2 separate regions of the Homo sapiens genome follow, and region 1 is linked to region 2. Evidence: read pairs that join two places in POLR2A ChIA-PET (ENCODE). Cell type or tissue: PC-3. All regions are shown on one strand. Region 1 overlaps PARP1 (poly(ADP-ribose) polymerase 1). Region 2 overlaps LIN9 (lin-9 DREAM MuvB core complex component).

Region 1 (5,000 bases), 96 kb after region 2:
TTCTGAAGGTCGATCTGAGGAGACAGGGGATTTCGCTCTGAAAGCTGGGCACTGTGCAGTGTGATCGCAGGAGAGCTGGACCGGGCAGCCCACCCTCAGGCCCCCAACAGGAGCAGTCAGGAGCCTGCTGGGATTTCCTGAGGACACCAGTGACCCAAATCCAGAGTCTGTAGCCCCACCCCACCATGAGGGATGGCAGTGTGTCTGAAGATTCTTGCTCACTTCCTTTACGGCTGGGCTTAGCCAACCATGTCTCCTCTGCCCCTATGCCCAGTTTCAAACAGTCCAGCACGTCTGGACGAAGATATAGCATAATTCCCATCCAATTCTGATGTGCAGATGAGGGCTCATAAATCATGCTGACCACCCCACCCAGCGGCCTTCCCTGGGGTCCCAGAGCCAAGGCAGTTAGTTAAGTGCACCCCTGGGTTCCCACCTGGAAAAGAACCAAGAGTTTTCAAGTGTTGAACACTATTTTTAAAAAGGACACACTCCTGAACTTATGGACTTACATTCAAATCAATGCTGTCCCTTTCAGATCAGTCACCTCCAACAAATATTGCTACTGCTCATATCTTGGGAACTGCCTGCCATCAAGAGAAGCTGCAGTGGAAGAAGCATGAGATCTGCAGCCTTCATTTTCCATTTGTTAAGTGGGGCCACCTTCCTTAAAAGGCACTCACTCCCTTTTGCGAGCAGCCCTGCCTATTTGGCTCAGCCCCTGCGTGGAGACACCTGTGTACCAATGGGCCCCACACTCTGTATCCTGAGACATCGTCTCTGGGGCTTTGCCAATAGACCCTTCTGAGCTCCCTGGGGGCCGTGACTGCGCCTTTCCATTTCTGCATGTCCAGCACTTCCTGCAGTGCTTGGAACAAAGAACTGAACAAGAATCTTAGAAATGGAACTGCTATGGTGATAAAATTAAATAAAAGGATGTGAAAAGTGCTCACAGCTCATCAGACACCTACCAGGAGCCAACAGCTTCTAATAACATCCACAAGCCCTGGCATGGGCTTCCCTGTACCCTCAACACTGCAAACTCCATCCTAAGGGAAGATCTGATTTCTGGCAAGAATTAAGTAGCCGGAGCCACATCTGGGGAAGAAGGTGGATAATCTATTTCAAGCCAAGAACAAGGTACAATAAAAGAACAGAGTGACTTTGGTATGGACCCTCAATCAGCTCTGAAAGCAATTCTCAAGAAGGAATCCCAAAAGAAGTTCTGACGGCAGAGCATGGCCAGAGTGAGGGCAGAGCTCTGAAGGGCGCGACATTTTCCACGCTGTATAATTCTGGTGTTTATGTAAAAAAAAGAAAATACCTAGTTTCCCTAATTGTACACCCCTCAAAACATACGCACAGACTAAAAATAAGAGGTGGGCTCCATCCACACAGGCCGCCCTCACTACTGGAAAAGAAACTCAGGCACAGCGCTGGACAGCGGGCTGGGAGCAGTGGCTCCACAGCTGCCCAGTTGAGAGAGAAACAGAAAAGTGGGAGAAACACCTTGGCACTGGGGACCCACGAGCCCCAGCTGCAGCCAGGAGGAGGCTTCTAGGGCTGCAGCCTGGAACCCTGCCCCCTGCCATGTGTCGTGACTGCCCGGAACCCATTCCCTTCTGGACTCAGGATGTGCCCTCCTCACAGGGAGAGTCAGGTTCCCCTGGTGCTGGGGATGAAGCCCCGAGGGCCACTGTGTCTACTTCTCCACATGGTTACCCCAATCCCACGTGGACCCCGCTGAGGTCAGGAGTGGGCACCCCGCTTTCCACACACTTCCAGCTAGCTGCCTTTTAGCTTGTTTCAGCAAGCAGCGCCCCTGTCCCTTTTCTTCCTGCTAAACTAGTTACCTGTCCAGTGAAAAACATTAAAATGTCATTTCAGGCTGGGGGCCATGGCTCATGCCTGTAATCCCAGCACTTTGGGAGGCTGAGGCAGGTGGATCATCTGAGGTTAGGAGTTCAAGACCAGCCTGGCCAAAATGGTGAAACCCCATCTCTACTAAAAATAAAAAAACAATTAGCCAGGCACAGTCGTGCACGCCTGTAGTCCCAGCTACTCGGGAGGCTGAGGCAGGAGAATCGCTTGAACCCAGGAGGCAGAGGTTACAATGAGCCGAGATCGTGCATTGCACTCCAGCCCAGGCGAAGAGAGTGAAACTCCGTCTCAAACCAAACCAAACCAAACCAAACACAAAACAACAACAAAAACAACATTTCACAGGAAAGGACTTGGGTTTGAGAATAGCTGAGAACGTCTATGAATCACAGATAGACCAAGGTGTGGGAGACTGGAAATGAAGTGCAGGACTTCAAAACGTGAATGAAACGAGCCCCTCTTCTCCCTTACCGTAGCACCTCTCAACCTTTCCCTCCACCTCCGTCCCTCATTCTCAGTGAGCCCACCCATAAGTTGTTCACACTAGTGACCTCATAAACAAAAGTCAGATCACACAGCGATTTCAACAAGCACAGCGAACAAGCCCTGGCCATTTTTTAAACCCGTTAGAGGATGTAACTCAACACTCCACTCTACAACAGCACAGGCGTGAGCATTCCTGCCAGGCTGAGCTCTTGGCAGGGAGATACGGGGTTGGCCCTGATGTCCATGCGGCTTAGGCTGCCAGTGGTTTATACTGCCCAGTTTTGACCCCCTGTCCTCCCAGCTCTAAGGCAGGCCAGGAGGTTCTAGGAGGAAGGACTTGGGAAGACAGCAGAACGTGAGCGTGAAGGGAGCAACCCCATGGAGAAGGGTGGAATGCTTAAGGCTGATCTGAGACTCTTAACCTCCACTGGTTCCTAGGAGCCTAGAACAAAGGGAATAACCAAATGCATCACAGCTGCTTGTTTTTCAGAGCAGCCTGAAGCTTCTGGGTTCAGCAGCTAGGGTAGAGAGGAGAGGGTGTTTGCTGGCCAGGTGGGACCACCTCTGCTCTGAAGGCCCCCAGGGTCAGTACTTAAGAGCTCTGATGCTAGGAGCAGCAAGAACAAGGGGGCCGCCCTTTTGCACTCATCTCCCGGGCGGAGAGCGGAGATGAGAAGGAGAACAGACAGGAAACACGGAGCCTCTGCCTGCAGTCTCTGCCATTCTGCCCTGGACAGAAGCATGACTAATCCAGCAACCACCACCCCCACCCCACTGCCAACCTTTTAAAAACTGGTATGAATTTTATCTTACGAATCAAGCGTCACAGCAATTTTCTTTTACTCTAAGTGGGCTATCTTGCACTTCCCATGGTAACTCCAGTTGGTTGGTTTGGTTGGGCCACAAAGGAAGCATGGCTAATACACCTTGCCACAGCATGAAGAAGGGGAAAAATACAAAGGGTGGGCCGGGCACGATGGCTCACACCTATATTCCTAGCATTTGGGGAGACTGAGGTGGGTGGATCACTTGAGCTCAGCAGTTGGAGACCAGCTTGGGCAACAACATGGTGAGACTCTGTCTCAGAAAAAAAGTACAAAGGGGACTAGGGACCAGGAACAACTCTCTCCAACACAACACATGCTTCACTGCAAATCAAACAACCCTCTGCAAAAGTGCAACCACTCCAGGCCCCAACACTCACACAATTTAAGATTGAAGGACAGGTACAAGAAGCTGACAGCCAATGTATTGTTTTTGAAACAGAAACAAGAACAGGCAGACAGCTCTTCACTAGCTCAGCAAATAATCATCCACAGCAAATGCTCACAGATAAAATGATAAAGCGCAATAACCTCATACTCCACCATGGCTTTCTTCATACTTTCCACATCAAAGATCATCTTGATGAGGTCCTGAACTGGCTTGGGGAGCTTGGACTTGGTGCCAGGATTTACTGTCAGCTTCTTCACTGCCTCTTCATCCTTCAGGAAAAAAGCACATTGCTAAGAGACCCAAATCAACAACTCAAGCAAGGTATCTGCGTCTGTGGGGCTGGACTGCAGACAAAGGACACAGGCTAGAGTGCCACCAGCAAAAAAAGCTGAGTGTTAATCAAAAAGGTGTGGAAAACAGTGGCCAGGATGAGTGTGCCTGATGCTGCACATGGGTCAGACTCTTCCTGTGCCTGCCCTGAAGTTCTCTTGGCTGCTCCAGATTCTTATTCTAGTTGCCACTGCAGCGTCTGCATGGGCTGACCCACCCTGGGGTTGCTGGTCCCTGCCTGGGAACCTGTCTAGTGCCCACTCATGCCCAACCTGGAAGTGCTGGGCAGCTGTAGAAGCAAACTTTGGAGCAATGGGACATGAAACTGATGGACAAATTCCTTCTCTTTTCTCTTACACTTCCTCACACAAGGGCCAGTTGCAAGACTAAGTTTATATAGCCTTCTCTAAATTCCCAAAGTACCAAGCAACCAGTCCCATGCGCTGCCAGCCAGGCTGACAGTGTTAAAGCACATCGTAGCATTAGCTGTCCGTCCTCTTCCTAAGCTGCCTAATAGACTATTGAGACTCCACCCCCCACTGTCTGAAGAACCCAGGTTATATCAAGATCACACTGTACTGAAACTGCTTTAACTCTTTAGACTTGAACTGTATGAGGGTATAGACGGTGCTCTGTCCAGCACAGTGTCCCTAGCAACTAAAACGGAATTTGGTATTTGGAGTGAAAGGAATTGGCACTGGGCTTTGAACCTGGAATCAGACTGGCTTACCCAAGAGCTAACTTGCGTTGTTAGTGTTCATGGCTGCTGCTGTCACCTTCATAGTAGACCTACTCTCAGTGTTGAAACACCATCTTAAATGTACTCTGTTATCTTCTGGGTGTAACTTCATTGGAGGGCAAAGTATCTATGTGTTCAAAACCCCTATTTAAGTGCATCTACCTTATGACCCAGTACCTACTTGTAATGACAACAATCACAGAGGCACACAAATATTTAAATGTATATCAGCATCATTACAGTAAATGCCCAGAATCAATCTAAATGACTAACAGGAGGCAGGAAGCTGTTCTGATTAATGATAAATTCCAGCCCACGCACAGGACGGGATTCAATGCAGCCTTAAATA
Region 2 (5,000 bases):
AAAAAGTTCCTTTCAGTCTGAAGAACTTTTTTGGCATTACTTCTAGCATTTTTTCTGATATGAAGTTGGCTGCCATCCATATCAGTGCTCCTCTTACATAATATGCTGTTTTTCTGTGACTGCTTTTAAGAGTTTCTCTGAAGATTTTCTGTATTGTGTCTAATGATGGGTTTTGTGTATATGTGGGTATCCTGCTTGGGGTTCAGAGTATCTTAGATCTATATTTTTGGAAAAATTTCAGCTTTTGTTTCATCTAATATTTTTTATGTGCATCGGCACATAAAATAATGTCCCCTCTCTCCTGTTTTTACGGGGACTACAATTACACATATGTTATCTTGCTTAATATTGTCTCAGAGGGATCTGAGGGTCTATTTTTTTTTTTCATTTTTTTCCTACCTGTTTTCATACTTGGATAATTTCTACTGATAACATTCTCAAGTTCACCGACCCAGTCTTTTAGTGTTTCCAATTTGCTTTTAAGTTCATTCAGAAGTTTTTCTTTTCAAATATTATACTTTTCAGTTCTAAATTCATTTTCTTTATCTGAAAAAATGTCCATTTATTCACTCAGATTTTCTCTGTTCATTATATTTATATTTACATTTAAGTTCACGAACATGTCTTATGATAGCTATTTTGAAGTCACTGTCTGCTAATCCCAACATCTGAGTCATCTCAGAGTCTATCTCTATTGATGGCTTTTTTATTGACTTATGGAATAGTCTTTTTTTCCCCACAAGTACAGCAATTTTTTTATTGTATGCTACACAGGGTGTTGAATTTTTTTCTTGTAGACAAAAAAAATTACTGGCAGATCTTTTCGATCCCATCACACTTGCTTTTATATTTTGTAGGGGCTGGTCTGTTTCAGTTATGAACTTATTTAGAGCATGTTTACTCCTTAAGGAGGCCCTGTGAACTTGATATAATTTCCATAAGTCACAACATATCATTATTCTTTTGATTTTTTTCAACCACTTACAAATATAAAAAGTATTCTTAGCTCACAAACTATGCATAAATAGGTGGCAGCCTAGATTTGGCCTATAGGCCGTAAGTTTGCTGACCCCTGCACTAGCCCAAAGAGAAAATGTAAAACATTGCTTTAAAAAAGCTCTAGGCTAGGCTGGGTGCGGTGGCTCACACCTGTAATCCCAGCACTTTGGGAGGCCGAGGCGGGTGGATTATGAGGTCAGGAGTTCGAGACCAGCCTGACCAATATGGTGAAACCCCGTCTCTACTAAAAATACAAAATATGTCGGGTGTGGTGGCGTGCACCTGCAGTCCCAGCTACTCGGGAGGCTGATGCAGGAGAATCGCTTGAACCTGGGAGGCAGAGGCTGCAGTGAGCCGAGACTGAGGCACTGCACTCCAGCCTGGCAACAGAGCAAGACTCCGTCTCAGAAAAAAAAAAAAAAAAAAAGAAAAAAAGAAAAAATAGCTCTAGGCTGGGTGCAGCGGCTCACGCCTGTAATCCCAACACTTTGGGAGGCCGAGGTGGACAGAAGATCACTTGAGGTTGGGAGTTTGAGACCAACCAGCCTGGCCAACTTGGTGGAATCTCATCTCTACTAAAAAAATTACAAAAATTAGCCAGGCGTGGTGGCGGGTGCCGGTAATCCCAGTTACTCAGGAAGCTGAGGCAGGAGAATTGCTTGAACCCTGGAGGTGGAGGTTGTAGTGAGCCGAGATCACACCACTGCACTCCAGCCTGGGCAACAGAGCAAGACTTTGTCTCAAAAAACAAAAACAAAAATAAAAAACACAACACACAAAACAGCTCTAGTAATTTTCTCACATTTTGCTATAGCCTGTCTAACCTATTCTCCACTGTAACAAGAGTACTTACATAAAAACACTACCTAAGATTTTCAGTCTTGTCAAATAATATCACCAGTTCTTAAAATTCTAAAACAATGAATTTCTAAGGATTTCCTAATGAGTCTGAGAGTCACTCTTCACGTCAGCATTTCTCTGGCATAAATCAGTATGTCAGCATTAGTACTTATACTAGACTTTATTGCTGTAGTTATTTATATGGAGTTTTTACAACTAAACATTTTTCAAATATGCTGTCTACCCATCTCATCCCATTTCCACCTCTACTTCCAGACTAGTTTTAAGACAGAGATCATATCATCTATAATCTGTTGATTACACAGTGAGTTGTCAATATACACTCATTTATTACCAAATCTAGTCTCTCCTAGATAAACTGTGTTTGCATTTCATATGCATGATTCAGTCTCTTCTCTATTTTCTACCTTTCATCTTAATCGTTTTTACAATATAATGGAAACAAGTACCACTTTTATAGCCAGGAAAAATGATATAAATATGTAACTCCAGGTTCCCTTCCCTCCAAAAACTATTCTCGAATTACTCCAACCATTTTTCAATGGTTGAAGTACAATTACTCAGTACAATTACTAGCCTATTCTATCCACTTAACTCCTTATTTCTTGTATTACATATATTGTAATTTGCCTTCACCAAGTAATTAAGGATTAACTTAAACCTGAGATTTTGCACTTTCTCTCCATGAGTACACAGAATCACATCTATAAAACGGACAAAATTTACACCCCTATAAAATGTTGAGCAGACTAGTGAATAATTTAGTTTTATTCAATCATTAGAAATGGACTATTTCTAGACCCAAAGTCCACGAGAACAATGGTATTTGTGAACTAACCAGACAAGGCTAGTTAGGAAAGGAAAACAAACAATGTAGAAGGAAAATATAGAATAATTAAAAATAAAAAAAATTTACGGCCAGGTGTGGTGATTCATGCCTGTAATCCCGCACTTTGGGAAACTGAGGCAGGAGGATTGCTTGAGCCCGGGAGGTCGAGGCCACAGTGAGCCAAGATCCAGCCTAGGTGCACTCCAGCCTAGGTGACAGAGGGAGACTCAGTCTCAAAAAGAAAAAAAAAAAAAAAAAAAACTTTAAAATAATACATAGCTATACTTACTCCAATAGATTATTAAATTTCATCTTTGTAGCAGTTGGCTTTAGTTTATATTGTAGTAGATGTTACTTTGAACCAATACACTTTTTCCCAATTACTTTAAAAAATAGATTTCATGCATGAAGAAAGAGTAACTTCTATAGTAAATTGCACAGAGCTACAGTTTAAGCTTTCTAAATTTAAAAGCCATTTCTCGAATAGAGATTATCTGGGTTATTTACACCTTCAGAATTTTGTCCCATGTGTACGTGTAAACACATTCTAGTGAAAAATCAAAGTCACTAAGGAAAAAAAATATCAAGTGATGTGTACTACAGAACCCCTACTCCATCCCTGAGCATCAACCAGGCTCAGAGAGAGTTGAGGGATAGGGATAGGGTGAGGGTTAACGATGTCTATTGTAAATATTTCTTGGTAATTAAAAATGAAATAAAATAAGAACCAAAGAAACAAAAAAGATTACCTTGATTAAAAATTACAAGTCAAAAGAGTAATTAGCTTGTTTTCACTTACCTGTAACTTTCGTTCCAATAACCAGAGGCAAAGGAATTTCATCTGGGAGATCTTTGAATTGTGAAACATCTGCAACTTTCCTTTGTTGTAAGAGCCTTATTTTCTGCCGTTTCTGTTTTAATGCTGATCTCTCTTCCTCAAAAAATGCAGAAGAACATCTAGAATAAATTATAAAAAACATACAAACTGATAACTACCCCATATAAAAACTTAAAATCTTTTTTTTTTCTTTTTTTGAGATAGAGTCTGGCTCTGTCATCCAGGCTGGAGTGCAGTGGCACAATCTTGGCTCACTGCAACCTCCATCTCCGGCTCAAGCGATTCTGGGCTCCACCTCCTGGACTCAAGTGCTGAGATTAAAAACTTAAAATCAGCCGGACGTGGTGGCTCACGCCTGTTATCCCAGCACTTTGGGAGGCTGAGGCGGACAGATCAATTGAGGTCAGGAGTTAGAGACCAGCCTGGCCAACATGGCCAAACCACGTCTCTACTAAAACTACAAAAATTAGCCAGGCGTGGTGGCAGGCGCCTGTAATCCCAGCTACTCAGGGGGCTGAGGCAGGAGAATCGCTTGAATCTGGGAGGCGGAGGTTGCAGTGAGCTGAGATTGCGCCACTGCACTCCAGCCTGGGCGACAAGAGTGAGACTCCATCTTAAAAAAAACAAAAACAAAAACAAAAAAACCTTAAAATCTATTCATCTCACCACTCCTTTTTTTCTTCTCATTAAGTATACTGTATTCAAAAATAGGTTCTTAGATTGTTTCTGGCCGGGCGTGGTGGCTCATGCCTGTAATCCTAGCAGTATGGGAGGCCACGGCGGGTGGATGACCTGAGGTCAGGAGTTCGAGACTAACCTGGCCAACATGGCAAAATCCCGTCTGTACTAAAAATGCAAAAATTAGACAGGCGTGGTGGCAGGCGCCTATAATCCCAGCTACTCAGGAGGCTGAGGCAGGGGAATCGCTTGAACCCAGAGGGCAGAGGCTGCAGTGGGCCAAGATTGAGCCACTTCACTCCAGCCTGGGTGACAGAGTAAAACTCCGTCTCAAAAAAAAAAAAGAAAGGCCGGGCGCGGTGGCTCACGCCTGTAATCCCAGCACTTTGGGAGGCCGAGGCGGGTAGATATCGAGGTCAGGAAATCCAGACCATCCTGGCTAACATGGTGAAACCCCGTCTCTACTAAAAAAAAAAAAAAAACCAAAAAACAAACAAACAAACAAAAAAACCACAAAAAATTAGCAGGGCATGGCGGCGGGTGCCTGTAGTCCCTGGTACTTGGGAGGCTGAGGCAGGAGAATGGCGTGAACCCGGGAGGCTGAGCTTGCAGTGAGCCAAGATCGTGCCACTGCGCTCCAGCCTGGGCAACAGAGCGAGACTCCGTCTTGGGGGAAAAAAAAATTGTTTCTTTTTGGCCAAGCATGGTGGCTCATGTTTTAATCCTGGCACTTTGTAGTCCGAGGTGGAAGAATTGCTTGAGCCCAGGAGTCTGAGACCAGCCTGGGCAACATAG

Evidence for each region. ChIA-PET counts read pairs that join two places held together with the same protein. Peaks named below come from ENCODE experiments on the same cell type or tissue, not always from the same donor. Only the 100,000 strongest peaks of a DNase experiment are listed, where the experiment ranks them.
Region 1: POLR2A ChIA-PET joins it to region 2 with 11 read pairs; 4 of 35 experiments call an interaction of 5 or more read pairs at or near these places.

Annotation. Positions count from the first base shown.
Region 1 is chr1:226,370,504-226,375,503 of GRCh38, forward strand. It overlaps PARP1 (poly(ADP-ribose) polymerase 1), which reads right to left. Exons shown (of 23, transcript NM_001618.4): 14 at 3,723-3,851; 15 at 1-14. Among named protein-coding and RNA genes, the nearest start is that of PARP1, 35 kb to the right of the region's middle. RefSeq lists enhancers at 1-66, 817-876, 897-966. In PC-3, no CTCF peak of the experiment used is centred here; no DNase peak of the experiment used is centred here.
Region 2 is chr1:226,274,287-226,279,286 of GRCh38, forward strand. LIN9 (lin-9 DREAM MuvB core complex component) reads right to left here. Exons shown (of 15, transcript NM_001366245.2): 7 at 3,489-3,646. Among named protein-coding and RNA genes, the nearest start is that of LIN9, 32 kb to the right of the region's middle. In PC-3, no CTCF peak of the experiment used is centred here; no DNase peak of the experiment used is centred here; H3K27ac peaks cover 292 bases.